Regions from separate parts of the Homo sapiens genome. Here region 2 is linked to region 1. A link is a contact called in ENCODE Hi-C or POLR2A ChIA-PET data. All regions are on one chromosome and are shown on one strand. The core of a region is the stretch at or near the end of the contact, and the rest is flanking DNA. Distances in the headings are between cores, read along the strand shown. Region 1 overlaps RUNX1 (RUNX family transcription factor 1). Region 2 overlaps RUNX1 (RUNX family transcription factor 1).

The links. A loop is a pair of places that touch in the nucleus more often than their neighbours do. ChIA-PET counts read pairs that join two places held with the same protein, here RNA polymerase II (POLR2A). Pooled maps may share reads with other maps.
Region 2: a map of gastrocnemius medialis shows a loop between it and region 1 (4-fold over the local background). The contact joins two enhancer-like sites. A Hi-C loop is called at or near these places in 5 of 168 maps with a recorded cell type or tissue (CD14-positive monocyte, CD4-positive, alpha-beta T cell, IMR-90 and 2 more), 6 of 37 single-sample maps with no recorded cell type and 6 of 50 pooled maps. POLR2A ChIA-PET finds 5 or more read pairs at or near these places in 12 of 52 experiments (CD8-positive, alpha-beta memory T cell, OCI-LY7, T-cell and 6 more).

What each region holds. Positions count from the first base shown.
Region 1 is chr21:34,910,073-34,912,874 of GRCh38, reverse strand. The region is part of intron 2 of RUNX1 (RUNX family transcription factor 1); the gene reads left to right. Among named protein-coding and RNA genes, the nearest start is that of RUNX1-AS1, 75 kb to the right of the region's middle. Within about 2 kb of position 1,379, at least 4 of the 41 ENCODE cell types and tissues checked have a DNase peak (open chromatin) inside an H3K27ac peak, as active enhancers do.
Region 2 is chr21:34,972,577-34,975,703 of GRCh38, reverse strand. The region is part of intron 2 of RUNX1 (RUNX family transcription factor 1); the gene reads left to right. Among named protein-coding and RNA genes, the nearest start is that of RUNX1-IT1, 65 kb to the left of the region's middle. RefSeq lists enhancers at 1,125-1,214, 1,345-1,394 and a silencer at 1,238-1,532. Within about 2 kb of position 1,328, at least 2 of the 41 ENCODE cell types and tissues checked have a DNase peak (open chromatin) inside an H3K27ac peak, as active enhancers do.

The sequences.
Region 1 (2,802 bases), core at 130-2,629:
AAGGCCAGGGGCTTCTCCCCACACCCTAGTTTGCATCGGTTTGGAATGTTGAGCTCAGATCCAATCACTACTCATCTGTTCATATCCTATCTGTCATCACACATGTCCTGTATATCTGGAAACAATTACGTGACTGATCCGGAGTTTCAGGTATGCATCAGATGTGTGCTTTCCAAATGCCTGCATCTCAAAGACTAGGAAGGCAATGGGAACAGTCTTCTGAGGGTGTAAAAAGAGGGACCCAGGCTGGGGCAATGGGACTGAGGGGACTATATAGATGAGTCTTCCTTGCTGTGTTTCTGTAGTTTTGACTTGGCCAGAAATGTTTTCCATCGGAATGAGAAAAACCATATATTTGCATAACCAAAACATCGGTGCAATATGTTAAGCAGAGGCCTCCTCGACCTACTGGCCAGTTGTGGTTGCCACTATGCCAGAAACTCAGAAGTGGTTGCTTAGGTTGTTGACCGCAGCAACCTCTAAAGCCCTCAGGGCACCCAAGAGTATCGCAAAACAGAGAGGACGGGTGATGGAGATTTCCCAGGCTTCTAGCCTTACTGCCACCCAGTGATAGAAGAGTAAGTAGCAAAGGAAAATATTTTTTCACCACTCAATGCCTGGCAGTCATCATCTCCTTGCTCTGAGATCTAGGATGCCTCAGGGTACGTAGGCTGGAGGAGGTGGCAGCTACAGTTCATTGTCATCGATTGATTCATTCATTCTTAAGAAGTGTCTGTTGACTATCTACTCAGTTCCAAGCACTTTTCTTGATGCTGGGCAGTGAACAGGACAAAACTTATCCTTCACTCCATCCACTCCCTCTGTCACTTGGAGGATGGACAACAAATACATAAACACAGAAATCAAATAAGACAAATGCAATGGTGAAAAGAAACCCGTGCATGTGACATGATAGTTGTGATGGTTCAGGGGTAGGGAGCGGGGTTACTTTACCCATTACTTTAGTAGATGACGGTTGAGCAGCCATGGGGAAAACTGGGGGAGTTTAGAGACAGGAAAGTGGTCCAGGCAGAAGGAAAGCCCCTGAAAAGGTCCTGAGGCAGAAAAAGCTTGGCGCGTCTGTGAGACAGACAGAGGCTATGGCAGAGCAAGCCGAGGGAGACAGGTGCTCCCAGGTCTAGGTGATGGGCTGGGCTGGTTTCCTCCAGGGCCTGGAATTCTGAGTGCCCTGGAAAGCCGTCAAGGAGTTTGGGTGGAGGAGAGACACAATCTAATGTGTATCACTCTCTGGCTGCTTTACTGGAGTGGGGCAAGGGCAGAGCTGGAAGGATGGCCAGGGGTTCACTGCAGTGTGGGGAGGAGACATTCGCTGCCCAGGAGGGTTGGCTGCAGAGGCTGTTCCTCTTTTCTCCCAGCCACAAACTCCAACCCTGAGCAGACTGCAGAGGGTTCCTCTATCTGAGTATGGGTTCAAATGCAGCTGTCAGGCACCTTGGTGGATCTCCCATTCCTCTGTCCTCATGTATGTAAGATCTCCCTCCCAGGGTTGCTATCTATGAGATGTCTGGTAATAGACGCAGGTGGCAGCTGTTGTTAATATCACCTTTGTTCCTTACCTGATCCCAATAAATGTATTGTCGACATTGATTTTCATCAACCTTTATTCAGCAAATATTTGTTAAGCACCTACTCTTCTTCTCCTGGGTCCTGTACCACCACTAGAAGCAGCTGTATGATGCATATCAGGAAGAGACCCCTTCCCACCTAATGGGATAGCTCGTCCTGCCCCCAGTGAACTCCAAAAAATGCTTTCTGTGCCCTCTTTGCAGGCCTTTTACTGAAATATTATGCGATATTTAAATAAAACATCAGTATGAGCTAATTGGAAGGCTGAGGCAGGAGGATCACCTTGAAGCCAGAAGTTCACAGCCAGCTGGGGCAAATAAGGAGACCTCATGTCTAAAAATGTTTAAAAATTAGTGGGGTGTGGTGGCGTGTGTCTGTAGTCCTAGCTACTTGGGAGGTTGAGGTGGGAGGAGCCCTTGAACCCAGGAGCTGGAGCCTGCGGTGAGCCACTGCACTCCAGCCTGGGCAACAGAGTGAGACCTTGTTTCAAAAAAAAAAAGAACAACAATAACATAACGACAAAAAATACAAAACACCAGCATTTGCATTCAGAGTCCTGACTGGAAGCATGTGATTCAGGAGCAAGCCCGCCCTGGACATGGTCCTGGCCTGGATGAGGACTGAGGCTGGCATCCACTCACAGGGCAGCACCTGGACCCTGTCCAGCATCTGAAGAGGGCTTCATCTGGCACAGAACAATTGCAGGGTTTCACTGGGGAAGAGCGAGGCTTTCTGTCTCACCCTCATGTCCAGGGCTGGTGACAGAGAGGACAAAGGGCAACCGACAGTGGCTTTTGCCTCTGCATTTAGCTTTCATTATACAGTTCTTGACTTCAGAAAGACAGTTCATTTGTTTCTTAGTTCCCAGAAGCCAAAATGAATTCTGTACCAGAAAAAAAAAAAACAGTTCTGAAAATTATCTTCATTGCTGGAGTTTCTATCAGGAAATTACCAAAAGGAGAAAAATAGGACCTGGGAGAGTCCTGAGTGCTCCAGCCAGTGAGGAGAAGGTGGAGAAAGCAAGAGAAGTTGGAGCCCTTTGCTGGCTTGCCAGAGACTGGGAGCCACATGGATGTGGTTTCCCTGCAACAGAAGGCTAAGGGTGAGCTGCAAAGTCTGAGAACCCACTGGGAAGACAGCACTGAACTAGGAATATGGCGAGTGTTCCAGCTGGTTTGTAGAAGCTGACTTCAGAGCCAATTTATGCAAATCTTG
Region 2 (3,127 bases), core at 79-2,578, 63 kb before region 1:
TAGAAGCCTTCTCTCCCCTCTTCTAAACCCACACAGCTCACCATTTGGACAACTTTTAGGAAGTTTAGCACTTTCCACCACACACTATTGTTTTAAGTACAGTCACCCCCCAGTATCCATGGGGGTATTGGTTTCAGGACCCCTCTGGAATAACAACATCTTCAGATGCTCAAGTCTCTTTTCTAAAATGGTGTAGTATTTGCATATAACATGTGCACATCCTCCTGTATACTTTAAATCAACCCTAGATTACTTATAATACCTAACATAATGTAAATGCTATGCAAATAGTTGTTATACTGTATTGTTTAGGGAAGAATGACAGGAAAAAAGTCTGCGCATGTTCAATACAGACAACCATCCATATATACAGATCTATACGTAGAGAGATCCACAGTTGGTTAAATCCATAGAAGCAGAGCAGAGCTTCTTTATGAAGCCAAATATGTATCTTCATAATATCCCGGAGGGCAGAACTTCGGTCTGATTTGTAGGTATTGAGGTCTAATGAAAATAGCTAGGGAAAAGATCCAGGGGGAAGTCTTTTCCTCCACCACTTACTAGCTGGCTCTGCCTAGTATTACACTTGCTTGCCTTCTCTTTTAGCATATGGGCAATTTATCCAATCACTCTGAGCCTAGTTTCCACATCTAGCTGGCTCTGCCTAGTATTACACTTGCTTGCCTTCTCTTTTAGCATATGGGCAATTTATCCAATCACTCTGAGCCTAGTTTCCACATCTATAAAATACGGTGAGAACTTAATAAGTTAAAATTTCTAGCACATAGTAGATATTTAAAACATATTAAATAAATTCATGCCATTATAACGTCACAGTCTGTTACTTAAAATGTTTTCCTCAAAAGTCTCAATGGCTGACTCACAAAAACAGATTTGTTAATGGATCTGTTAAAATAAACAAGAGCAAAATAGCCTTTGCTATTTTTGTATAGTGTTAATCATTCTGTTCCTTAAAGAAAAGTCCCAGGGAACTACTTAGTGTGGGGAAGGCCGTTTCTAGAAGGAGTGCCGGCAGAGAGCAGGAGCAGGAGTTGGCATCACAAAGCTGGTGCTGTCTTCATCTACACCACATTTCATGTCAACTTCATTTTATTCATTTTGTGCCCCTCATCTGAACCCTCAGTTTCAGGTTTGGGAAACAGAACCAAATGGAACATGAAATGTAAAACAAGGTCCAGCCAAACACAGTGAGCTCTCTCCGGCTTCAAGTCAAAACTTGGCTGAACCACAAAGCTTCACCTGGTTTTGAGTAAAAACCACACTGAACCACCTTTTTTTTTTTTTCACGGTTTCGGTTTGCAAATGGGGTTTCATGCAAAGCTTGCCCTCGTTTCCGTAGAGTTCCCTGGCAGAGGACAGGCAAGTCTTCAGCTAATATGGACTCTGCCCCATGAGCACCCCTGGCCAGCCTGTGTGGAGGTGACTGGTGGTTACTTATTGTTCGGATCTCAGAAGGCCTGGGTGTTGAGTAGTCTTGCTCGTGTGATGATTAAGATGACAGAAAACTATCAGGCATATCAAGAAGAAGTACAATCAGTTAGTTTCTCTCTTTGCACTTGGCTTTTACGAAAACAGAGAAGAAAATTTTTGAAAAGCCATGAATTTATGAAGGGGTGGGAGGAGCATAGCCTAAAGCTCCATCTACGTGTGGAGGCAAAGAGATCTGAAACAATTCTTTGGATAATCCAGGCCAAAATTCCGATTCATCAGAAATATTGAGATAATAAAGGCAAAGTGGGCTAGAAGAGTGCACTTGTGGAAGTATGAAAACAAGCTCAATTTTCCCCTCAATGTGTAAATGTAGATAAAGCCATCATATCAGCGATGCATTTCTCCCTGGAGACTTGTAGTGGATTTGGTGTCATTCATGTGCTATGCTGGCAATAGTAGAAAGGATTAAAATGTTCCTTAGAAGCTAACAGTGTCAGATGAGCCATTTGCCCTGGGTGGTGATGACATTTGGGAATAAGGTTTAATATAAAGTGTCTCCAAACTGAGTTTTCTATGACATGGAGGGAGGTTTGTGTTGTTCTCTTGGTAAATTAAACTAGTACTTGGGATTTACAAGCAGATTTATAGGAGGATTGTAATGATGAATGCATGAAGAATGGATTGGATCAGTGATAAAACATTTATTATATCAATACATGCAAAGTTTGGAAAACTGTAAGAGAAAATAAATGGCCTCTTAAAAATCACTTATATATGTATAGTATCATAAAATTCACATACAAAAATTTCCCACACATGATGACACTGGATTAGTCCTGGAAAGATTATGTGACTTGTCCAATCCAGGTCAGGAAGCCAGTACGTTGCAGGGATTTGAGCTTCCCTCGTTCTTCTCCATTCACAGACAAAAATTTGTCCTTGGCATGATAACTATGTAGCAAGGGAGACAATCAAATACACCAACCACTACAATATAACATCACAGGCACCAAAGTGGGACTATCTTTTAGAGATGTGAGGGGCCTGAATAAAAGATTCCTACATCTGCCTCCTCCCTTTGTCCATATAAGCATGCAGGACTGAAAACTATGAGATAGTCTCTAAGAGACAGATGGAGGGAGAAAGAGCCTTACTGCCTATCTCTAGTGAGCTGGGGAATCCATTCAAGTGATTAGTTTGGGATATATTGGTTTTGAGGATTCCATGAAGTACACAACAAGAGCTCTCAAGGTTCTCCAGAAATGTCAGTCTAGAATTCCAAGGAAATAGTTCTGGGCTGGAGACATGAATTTGGGAGTCACTAATGTAAAAATAATAGATTAATGATCTCACCCAGAGCAAGATGTTGAGGGAGAAAAGTCAAAGGGAGCATCAGGCTCTCTCCAACCCGTGGGTCCAGTTGCATGCAACTGGACAATGGGATTATTATAAAAGAAGATGCCTGCCAAATGATGCCTGCTGTATGGAAGGCTGCACACCACCAATCTCATTCTTTGTAGAGTTAATCAATGCAAAGTCCCAAACCACTTGGTCATTTAAGTAGAAAGTCTTGTCTCTCTAAACCTAACATTTCAACACCTTGCTTATACAGAAGATCAATCAAGAGAAATGTTTTATTTTATGATAAGATTCACAACAGAATTCTATCAAATAG